Linked DNA regions of Homo sapiens: region 2 is linked to region 1. The links are chromatin loops, found by intact Hi-C in ENCODE. Cell type or tissue: HCT116. All regions are shown on one strand. Links, peaks and the distances in the headings refer to the core of each region. The heading gives the core; the rest is flanking DNA. Region 1 has its middle 32 kb from the start of RYR3-DT. Region 2 overlaps FMN1 (formin 1).

The links. Peaks named below come from ENCODE experiments on the same cell type or tissue, not always from the same donor. Only the 100,000 strongest peaks of a DNase experiment are listed, where the experiment ranks them.
Region 2: a loop joins it to region 1, with 4 times the contacts of the local background. A loop is called at or near these places in 1 of 110 quality-filtered maps.

Annotation. Positions count from the first base shown.
Region 1 is chr15:33,276,541-33,280,943 of GRCh38, forward strand. No RefSeq gene overlaps it. Among named protein-coding and RNA genes, the nearest start is that of RYR3-DT, 32 kb to the right of the region's middle. In HCT116, for the core only: a CTCF peak has its summit at 2,547; a DNase peak (open chromatin) is centred at 2,461; H3K4me3 peaks cover 787 bases; H3K27ac peaks cover 478 bases.
Region 2 is chr15:32,868,093-32,872,495 of GRCh38, forward strand. The region is part of intron 16 of FMN1 (formin 1); the gene reads right to left. Among named protein-coding and RNA genes, the nearest start is that of GREM1-AS1, 150 kb to the left of the region's middle. In HCT116, for the core only: no CTCF peak of the experiment used is centred there; a DNase peak (open chromatin) is centred at 2,529; H3K4me3 peaks cover 1,003 bases; H3K27ac peaks cover 733 bases.

The sequences.
Region 1 (4,403 bases), core at 336-4,335:
GTCCTTGAGGGGGCAATAATCGGTGGAAACTTCTATTCTGCCATCTTGCTCCACCTCTCTCTCAAATTTTATTCTTTTGCTTTGGGATATCCAGTTTTCCAGTACCATTTATTGAAGAGACTATCCTTTACTCATTGGGTATTCTTAACACCCATGTCAAAGATTAACTAACCACATATATGTGAGTTTATTTCTGGGCTTTCTATTCTGTTCCATTGGTCTATATGTCTGCTTTCACATCAGTACTATACTGTTTTGATTACCGTAGCTTTGTAAGATATTTTGAAATTAGGATGTGTGACACTTCTAGCTTTGCTTTTCTTGCTCATAATTGCATTGGTTTTGGTGTCTTTTGTGATTCTATACAAATTTTAGGGTTTCTTGTATTTTCTGAAAAATGTTGAAATTTTACTACAAATTGCATTGAATCTGTAGATCATTTTGGGTAGTATGGGCATTTTAACAATATTGATTCTTCTGTCCATGAATATGGGATGGAAATTTCATTTATGAGGGAACATGGGCAAAGCAAACTCCCAGGGTGTTTGTCGTGTTCTGGTGGAGCACTCTGCTGGCTGCTCAAACTGCTGCCATGGTCTTTAGCACATGTGAATTATACCTCTGAGAAGGTGCTGAACTGTGTGCTCTGAGTGCCTCCTCTACCCTTTCCCCAGGCCCTCACCCAGGGCTGGGACCCACACTTGATTGGGGATGGAGATTGGGATGACTGAGCGCAGAAAAAGTCAGAACGACAACTGATGAAAACAGAAGTCTGAAAGAATGTCCAGGATCTTAATAGTGGTTGTCTCTGGGAGAGTATTATTTATTTTGTTGTATTTTGCTTGTCTAAGTTTTCTGAAATAAACAAATAGGAGGAAAAGGTTGGAAATGTTTGTTTTAATGTATACAGGAAAGAAAAGTTAGATTCAGAGACTCTTATGACAGCAGTGTATCTCCAAAATGTCCAGGAGAGAAAGTAGCCCACCCCAGGGGTAGCTGTGGCCCTAGAGGGGCTGCAGTGGATCCACCCCAACGTCAATGTGCATCAGAATTTACCCAACTAGTTCCACTTGCTGTAATGCCATGCTCACCAAACAACATTCTGATAATAATTTAGTATCCCAGGAAAATTGTCTTCAGGGAGAAGCTGCACTCACTGAACACAAGCATCCACCCTCCTGTTAGTTACATTTTCTTCATTAAAAATTAATACATTCACTTTCTGTATTTGGTTTTTGAGATGATGGATTTTTTTTTTCAGATCCCAGCTGAGAACAACAATCCTCTCTCTGTCTAGCTATTGTGTTTGCCCTGGTGTGTCCTGGGGCAGATGCAGGCTCTGCTTCTCCTCTGATAGTGGGAAGGGAATTTGAATTTCAGTGAACAACTGTAACCAATTATTGGAGTCATTGCAGAAGATCAGATATTTTATTGAAACGATGTCAGAGAATAGAAAGGTTTAATTAGACAGGGTTATGGACCCCTTTTCATTGAAATCATATTTATTCAAAGATTATCTGTAGCATTTTGAATTTAATTCCTTAGCATAACAGTGGAGAGAAATAGAAACTTGCAAAACCAATTATAACAGTTCATCAAAGCATTCAAGAAGGATATATAGCTGATCAAAAAGCTCATGTAACCTGTATTTCCTATCCTGGCAATAGGGCTGCAGAGGAGAAGACAGAACAGGCACTGTACCCTGTCTAACTCGGTAGGTGGTGGGATAACTCCATGTGTCTCCATTCATTCCCCATCATTAATTATGACCACTGCTCTAACCCCATTTTTCTGTAGTGTGACTAATTAAATAGATTTTTATATATACATAAAATTGTATATTATATTGTTATATATATATATTAGATATAGATAGATGGAGTTGATTTGTTGTCACTTTTTCCTATAGTCTGATACTCAGTTTTATGTTCCTATGTTCCCATTAGCTCAAGGCTTGGGCTTCAGAAGGGAAGAAAATGAAGATCTTAGCTTCTAGAACTTACCTTTGGTTCTCTTGTCCTTTTCACAAACTTGACAGTGTTGAAAATGAGGTTCATTGTACCACACAAGAAAAAGGTAGTCCTGCCTTAAAAAGTCATTTAAATTTCTATTCTTAAGGGTTTTTGCTTAACCAGTTTTGTAAGTTTAAAAGCTTTTAAAGGCAAACTTTATGGAGATGGAGATGGTATTTCTAAATTCTAAAGCTCTTTTCTTTAACAGATTAATGCTTGATGGTACTGACCTTAGAGTCTTAGGTGGGAGGAGGCCTGTGAAAAAAGATGGGAAAATGAGAAGCCTAAAATTTTCAACACTTTCAAGTTTATGAAAAGGACAAGGGAACCAAAGGTAAGTTCTAGAGGCTAAGGTCTTCATTTTCTTCCCTTCTGAAGCCCAAGCCTTGAGCTAATGGGAACATAGGAACATAAAAGTGAGTCACCACTGAGTCATCCACAACCCTCAGGCTCAGGGCTGCTTTCCCAAGAGAAGCCGGAGGAGGCAGAAACCCCCTGGGGAGTGTGGCACTCTGCTTGGCTCCATGTCCAACATGGCATCAGAGTCATGGAGCAGGGGGAGCTGACGGGACAGGTGAGGCTGGGGCAGTGCTCCTGGCTCCCCCAAAGCCTCAGCCTGCCTGCAAGGATGCCTATGTGCCCTGTTCAAGTGATGGGAAGTGCTGGGAGAGCCAGAGCACCAGCAGGATGAAGAGGCTCCCATGAGAGGGGTCTTTATAAAGGTGCAGGTAGCTGGGACCCAGACTCCAGAGATGAGTACCAGTGCAAGATCTGAGAAGGTTATAGGGGATGGGCCATAACACAGTGGTTACCAGTTAAGTGTATAGATCAGATGAGCCATCCTACAGCAGCAAGCCCCCAAAGGATACCCACCGCAGGAACACTGTAAGGTGTCTGATCCATCTCTTAGGAAGGAGAAAGATAGTAAAGCAGCACTCTTGAAGGCTGAGGATTTACCCAGAGACTGTGTCATCCAAAATGTATGAATCATGCCAGGCCCCGTAGGAAATTGAACTTTGAATAATATGATTACTTAACCAAAAGGAGACTGTTTAAACCCTAAGAGACAGAAACTCTAATTAGCAAGTTAATTAGCAAGTACCTAGAGGGGGTGGAGGCTTACAGGAAATTAACTACAACTTCTTTGTACATGTGAGTATATAGTCTGAGTTATTTGTAACCCTGCTACATTGGCTAAGTAAAACACATGAAACCCCAAGGAAAGTTCTTTCTCTTAGCTTTGCTTTGATTGCAAAGTGTGCTTGCTTAGTAAGGGAGACAAAGGGCTGGGTGGACCCAGTCTACCTAACTTACCCTACCCCATGTCCATGACCTCCGTCACTGTCCACCCTTTTAGGTTGTGCCTGTGAATATTCCCCTCACCCCACAGTGAATCATTCCCCTAGACCGCTTCCTTTTCCCCAACTCACAGTGGCTAAAACAATCAGGAAATGTATTACCTTCCCTAACTGAAAGTCCAGAGGCTTCAGGCTAAATTGATTCAGTGGCTCAGCAATGCTACCAAGGCCCTGATTTTGTTCCATCTCTCGAGTCTGTTATTATTAGTGCTGTCTCAGCTCTCAGCCTGGTGGAAGTTGGCTGCAGCGGTTCTAAGAGTCGCGTGCAGACACTGTCTTTCTTTTTTAATTTTTTTTAAATTATACTTTAAGTTCTAGGGTACATGTGCACAACATGCAGGTTGGTTACATATGTATGCATGTGCCATGTTGGTGTGCTGCACTCATTAACTCGTCATTTACACTAGGTATATCTCCTAATGCTATCCCTCCCCTCTCCCCCCACCCCACAACAGGCCCCGGTCTGTGATGTTCCCCTTCCTGTGTCCAAGTGTTCTCATTGTTTAATTCCCACCTATGAGTGAGAACATGCAGTGGTTGGTTTTTTGTCCTTGTGATAGTTTGCTGAGAATGATGGTCTCCAGCTTCATCCATGTCCCTACAGACGACATGAACTCATCATTTTTTATGGCTGCATAGTATTCCATGGTGTATATGTGCCACATTTTCTTAATCCAGTCTATCATTGATGGACATTTGGGTTGGTTCCAAGTCTTTGCTATTGTGAGTAGTGCCGCAATAAACATACGTGTTCACGTGTCTTTATAGCAGCATGACTTATAATCCTTTGGGTATATACCCAGTAATGGGATGGCTGCGTCAAATGGTATTTCTAGTTCTAGATCCCTGAGGAATTGCCACACTGTCTTCCACAATGGTTGAACTAGTTTACAGTCCCACCAACGGTGTAAAAGTGTTTCTATTTCTCCACATCCTCTCCAGCACCTGTTTCCTGACTTTTTAATGATCGTCATTCTAACCGGTGTGAGATGGTATCTTATTGTGGTTTTGATTTGCATTTCTCTGATGGCCA
Region 2 (4,403 bases), core at 335-4,334, 410 kb before region 1:
CCTCAGAATGATGCTTCTGTCAATAATGGACCACATATAAAACAATGGTGCCATAAAATTATAATGAAGCTGAAAAATTCTGATAGTCCGGTGATGATGTAGCCTTTGTAACACTGTAGAGCAAGGCATTACCTTTCCTTTGTTTAGATACACAAATGCTTACCATTGTGTTATAATTGCCTACAGTATTCAGCAGAATACTGAATACAGTTACAGTATAGTACAGCCAGTAGTACTGTAATATACTGTTAACTATATTCAGTATTCTACTGAATAATGTTGGGGACTGTAACAGTATAGAAACCTGTGCAGATTTGTAGCGTAGACGCCATAGGCTATACCATCTAGCTTAGGTGTGAAGTAGGCTACACCATCTATGTTTGTGTAAGTACACTCTATGATGTTTGCACAATGATGATATTGCCTAACGACACATTTCTCAGAACATATCCCAGTTGTTAAGTGACACATGACTGTATGTATGTATATGTAGACACAGACATATGCACATACACCGACACGTGAAAAACATCTCTCTTCATTTGTATAATACATGTAGATGGAGGCAGGGGCTGGAGAAGACACAAGTACACTGACATTCACTCATTCACCCACTTTCACTCACATTCACTCATTCAGATACGAGATACACATTTTTTTTTAAATCCCTGTCCGGGTTCCATAAACATTCATACATTCAAAATACTTACCAAGTATCTGCTGTATGCCACTGAGCTAAATGTTGGGGACAAATATTTAATGAGACCTACTGGTCATTTCTCCTCTAAAAAACATTCACAGTCTAGCAACAATGAGAAACAAGGAAATGAACAAATTGTGATATAGTGTGGTGTGATGGAACGCTGGGTATAGGCCTCTATTTCAGACTGGGCCAGGAGTTAGTAGCCAGGAAAGGCTCTCCAGGAGAGAAAACTTATGAGTTGAACTGCAAAGGTCAAGGAGGAGCTAGCCCTCAACCACAGTGAGGAAAGAGAATTAAGGTGAAATGTCATGAATAAAAGTAATACATGATGAGAACGCACGGGCCATTTGAATGAGTTAAGTGGTGTAGCATGTCTGGAGCTGTGGGACCTTCTCTCCTCAGATCACTGGTGTTCTGCATTCAGATTTTGGTGTAAAGGAAAGAGTGTGCGTAGGGGAGAAAAGCTTCTGGGCCCCAAAGGTATCCCAGGTTACACACTCAGGTGAACGGTGAAAAGGCTGGTGACCAGCCTGGTTAGGAAAAGTGTCACAGACATAAGGGGCTTGCAATTTTACTTAAAGTAGTTAGGAAAAGTCTCACTGTGAAGCTATTTGACTAGAGATTTAATCAGAGTAAGGGAGGGAGTCATGAGCAAGCTCGAGGTGGAAAATCAAAGGTGTTATTTAGAGCACATTAAGTTTGAAATGTGAATTAGACACTCAAGTATATATAAAAGTCTGCAGTCTGGGACTCATGGCTGGAGTAGACACACATGCCAGGAAGTCATTGGTATAAAATTGGTATTTAAAGTGATAGCAAAATATGAATTGCCATGGGGAGAATACAGCCAAGGAAGAGAAGGTGTTGCAGGACAAACCCTGGGGCATGTGCACAGTGGAGGAGAGGCCAGCAATGAACAGAGAAGAGCTGGTCAGTAGGAAAGTGAAGGTCTGGAGTTACATGACCTGAGAAGAAAACAGAATTGCAGGAAAGAAAGAGCAGTCAGCTCTGTGCAGAAGGATCAAGTGAGATGAAGACAGAGAAATAACACTGATTCTAGTGACACAGAGGTCACTTGTAATCTCAAAAGCAGTTCCAGGGAAGTTGGGGGTGCGGGGAAAAAGCCAGCTTGGAGAGGCGTGAGGTAAATGGAGAAAGATTCTGTAGCCACTTGTTTAAGAAGTTAAGCTACAGAAAGAACGCCAAAATGGGGAAGTCGTTGGAATTAAGCCTAAAAGATAGCTCTAGTTTTCCTGGTCAAGTGCTAAAGATCAAATGAGGCCATGGAAGTGTTGTTTTCTTGGTGACTTTAAAACTGATTTAGTTCTTATCTGCCTGGGATGTTTTTGATAGTTTCCTTTCATGGTAGTAGGACTCCTTAGAAAGATTCTTCCTTTAATTTTTCAAGAAAACTCCCAAAGCCATCATGTCATAAAAATCATTCCATACAAGAAGATATTCTCTAGGGCTACTTTGATCACGTGCAGAAGAGGTCTAGCCCTTTACAGAGCGGCTGCCTCTTTCTCCAGAGGAATGTTCCATAAAAATAAACCCACCAGGAAGCTGGAGTCCAGGGGAATCCCATGATTCTGATTCACTCCACTGAGGGAGGCTGCCCAAGATCAAATTCACCTTAATGTACCATGATTGGGAGTGAGTATTCTCCATGAAAAAATTTAAGCAGAGGTGACAGGGCCAAGTGAGGACATGCTAGTGCGCTTTAGGACTTTTGGAAAGACTTGCAAAGCTGGGCCACTGACTACAGCCTTTGCACGGAATTGTCTAAAGCACCATTCAAAGGTCCCGCCTACCAAACGTCACAGCTGAGTCAGAATTTCCACTGTGATGATTATGTGGTTACGGACGCAGCCTCGGTCTGCGAGACATTAGCATGAAACATATTCATTAATCACCTACCCATGACGAGGCCTAAATATAGATGGATTGGGCATGATTTGATTTATAGGGTGTTAAGCGATTCAAACATTTATTCAAAAACATCCCTTTCACTGGTCCCCACAAAAATCGCCACCATGAGAAGCCTTCCCTTGAATTAAAGATGGTAACTCCAGAAATTTCATTAGAAATGCATATGTATTCGTTGAAAAAGAAAACATTGTCAAGAATAATTTAATGCTTTAGTAGAAATGTATTTCTAAGATTGGTTTAGGAGGTAGGGGATTTCAAAAACAATAGGTAGGAAAGTTGTGTTAACATGGAAGAAAAAGGCACATACTGCAAGCTCTGGCATCGAGGTGGACTGTGTGGCAGGGGTCCTAGGCAGGCAGCCCAGGCATGGAGGTACCGGGCCTCTGAAGGGGAAGGGAACTCATCTTCGGGAGGAGAGCAGCGACTAACTTCTAAAAAGTATTAGGAAGGTAACATATACACACAAAGACATTTGAAAAACATTTTTAAAACAGCAGAAAAAACAAATCGGTCATGACACCATGACCAAAACACAGTCACCATCTAAGACTTGCATACTTTCTCTTTCAGGGTCTGGGCCTCGGTATCGCGCTCCTTGCCCCTCCATCATTTTATGGGGGTTGCCTTACTTATATTTGATAAAGAATTTTTTTGTATTTTGATTCTTTCTATTAACATATCATGCACACATTCTCCTGTTATTTCACAAACTCCACAAGCATGTTTAACAGCCATATAAAATTTCATCAGGTAGGCATGCCATAGCTCACTTAATTCTCCTGTAGTTGGATAGTGAAATCCTTTCTACCTTATTCTCATGGGGAGTCAGGCTTGAGCCACATCTGTGTCCATACAAACTTATTCTAGGTTGAGGGTCATTTCTTTAGGAAATGACCTAAAGATACAAGATACAAAGATAAAAGATACAAGAAATGAAATTATAGGTAAAAAGGAAAAACCTTTGTAGAATTCTTGATATTAGTGGTCAAACTGTTTTTGGTACAAAATGGGTTGTACCACAATGGGAGAGATGAAGGGGAGAGATTTTGGAAATAAAACCATTTTCTGTACCACTCTGCAGAGGTGGCTGGCTCCATGCAAGCTAGAACGGTGCCTGTCACTGTCATGTAGGGACTACGGTCATCACATTGGAAGTGCAAAACTCTGGAATGGAAAACAGTAAGAGGACCATCCATCCACTGAAGTAATTTACTCAAACACAAGACCATAACTGGTGATATATGAGAGTTGATATAGAAATTGGGGATTAATCACAGCATAAAACTAGGTTTGAGGCCTGTGCATGAAAGTAGCTCTTTTTTTTTTTTTTGAAAGGCCCTAATGTGTCACGTTTAATTGGAATGTAAATTATGCTACTGTCAGCACTAGCAAAGCTGTCTGAACTTGGGGGAAGTGTACAGCAAACTTACATCAAACACTCAGAGTTTTGTAATATACATTTATATAATTATGAGCACACAAAATTTTAAATGCTCAGACTTTCCAATCAACAATATCAAGTAATCATTTGGACATACGATTGCAATTCAAGTCATTTGTGAAGAACATATAGAGCCTATATTTTGGGGCACTCCCATTGAATAGTACTTCAAGAAGCATACAGGTATCATTAGTGCAAGACAATGGTTAAAAGTCAGCAAAGGCAGAGCAAAGTTGTTAGCTAGAACGCCTCACTCCTCCCAAAATTATAGCAACACATCTTATCCACTGCTCTAATCAGGAAAATAGTACTCCTATAGGAATGCTTAAA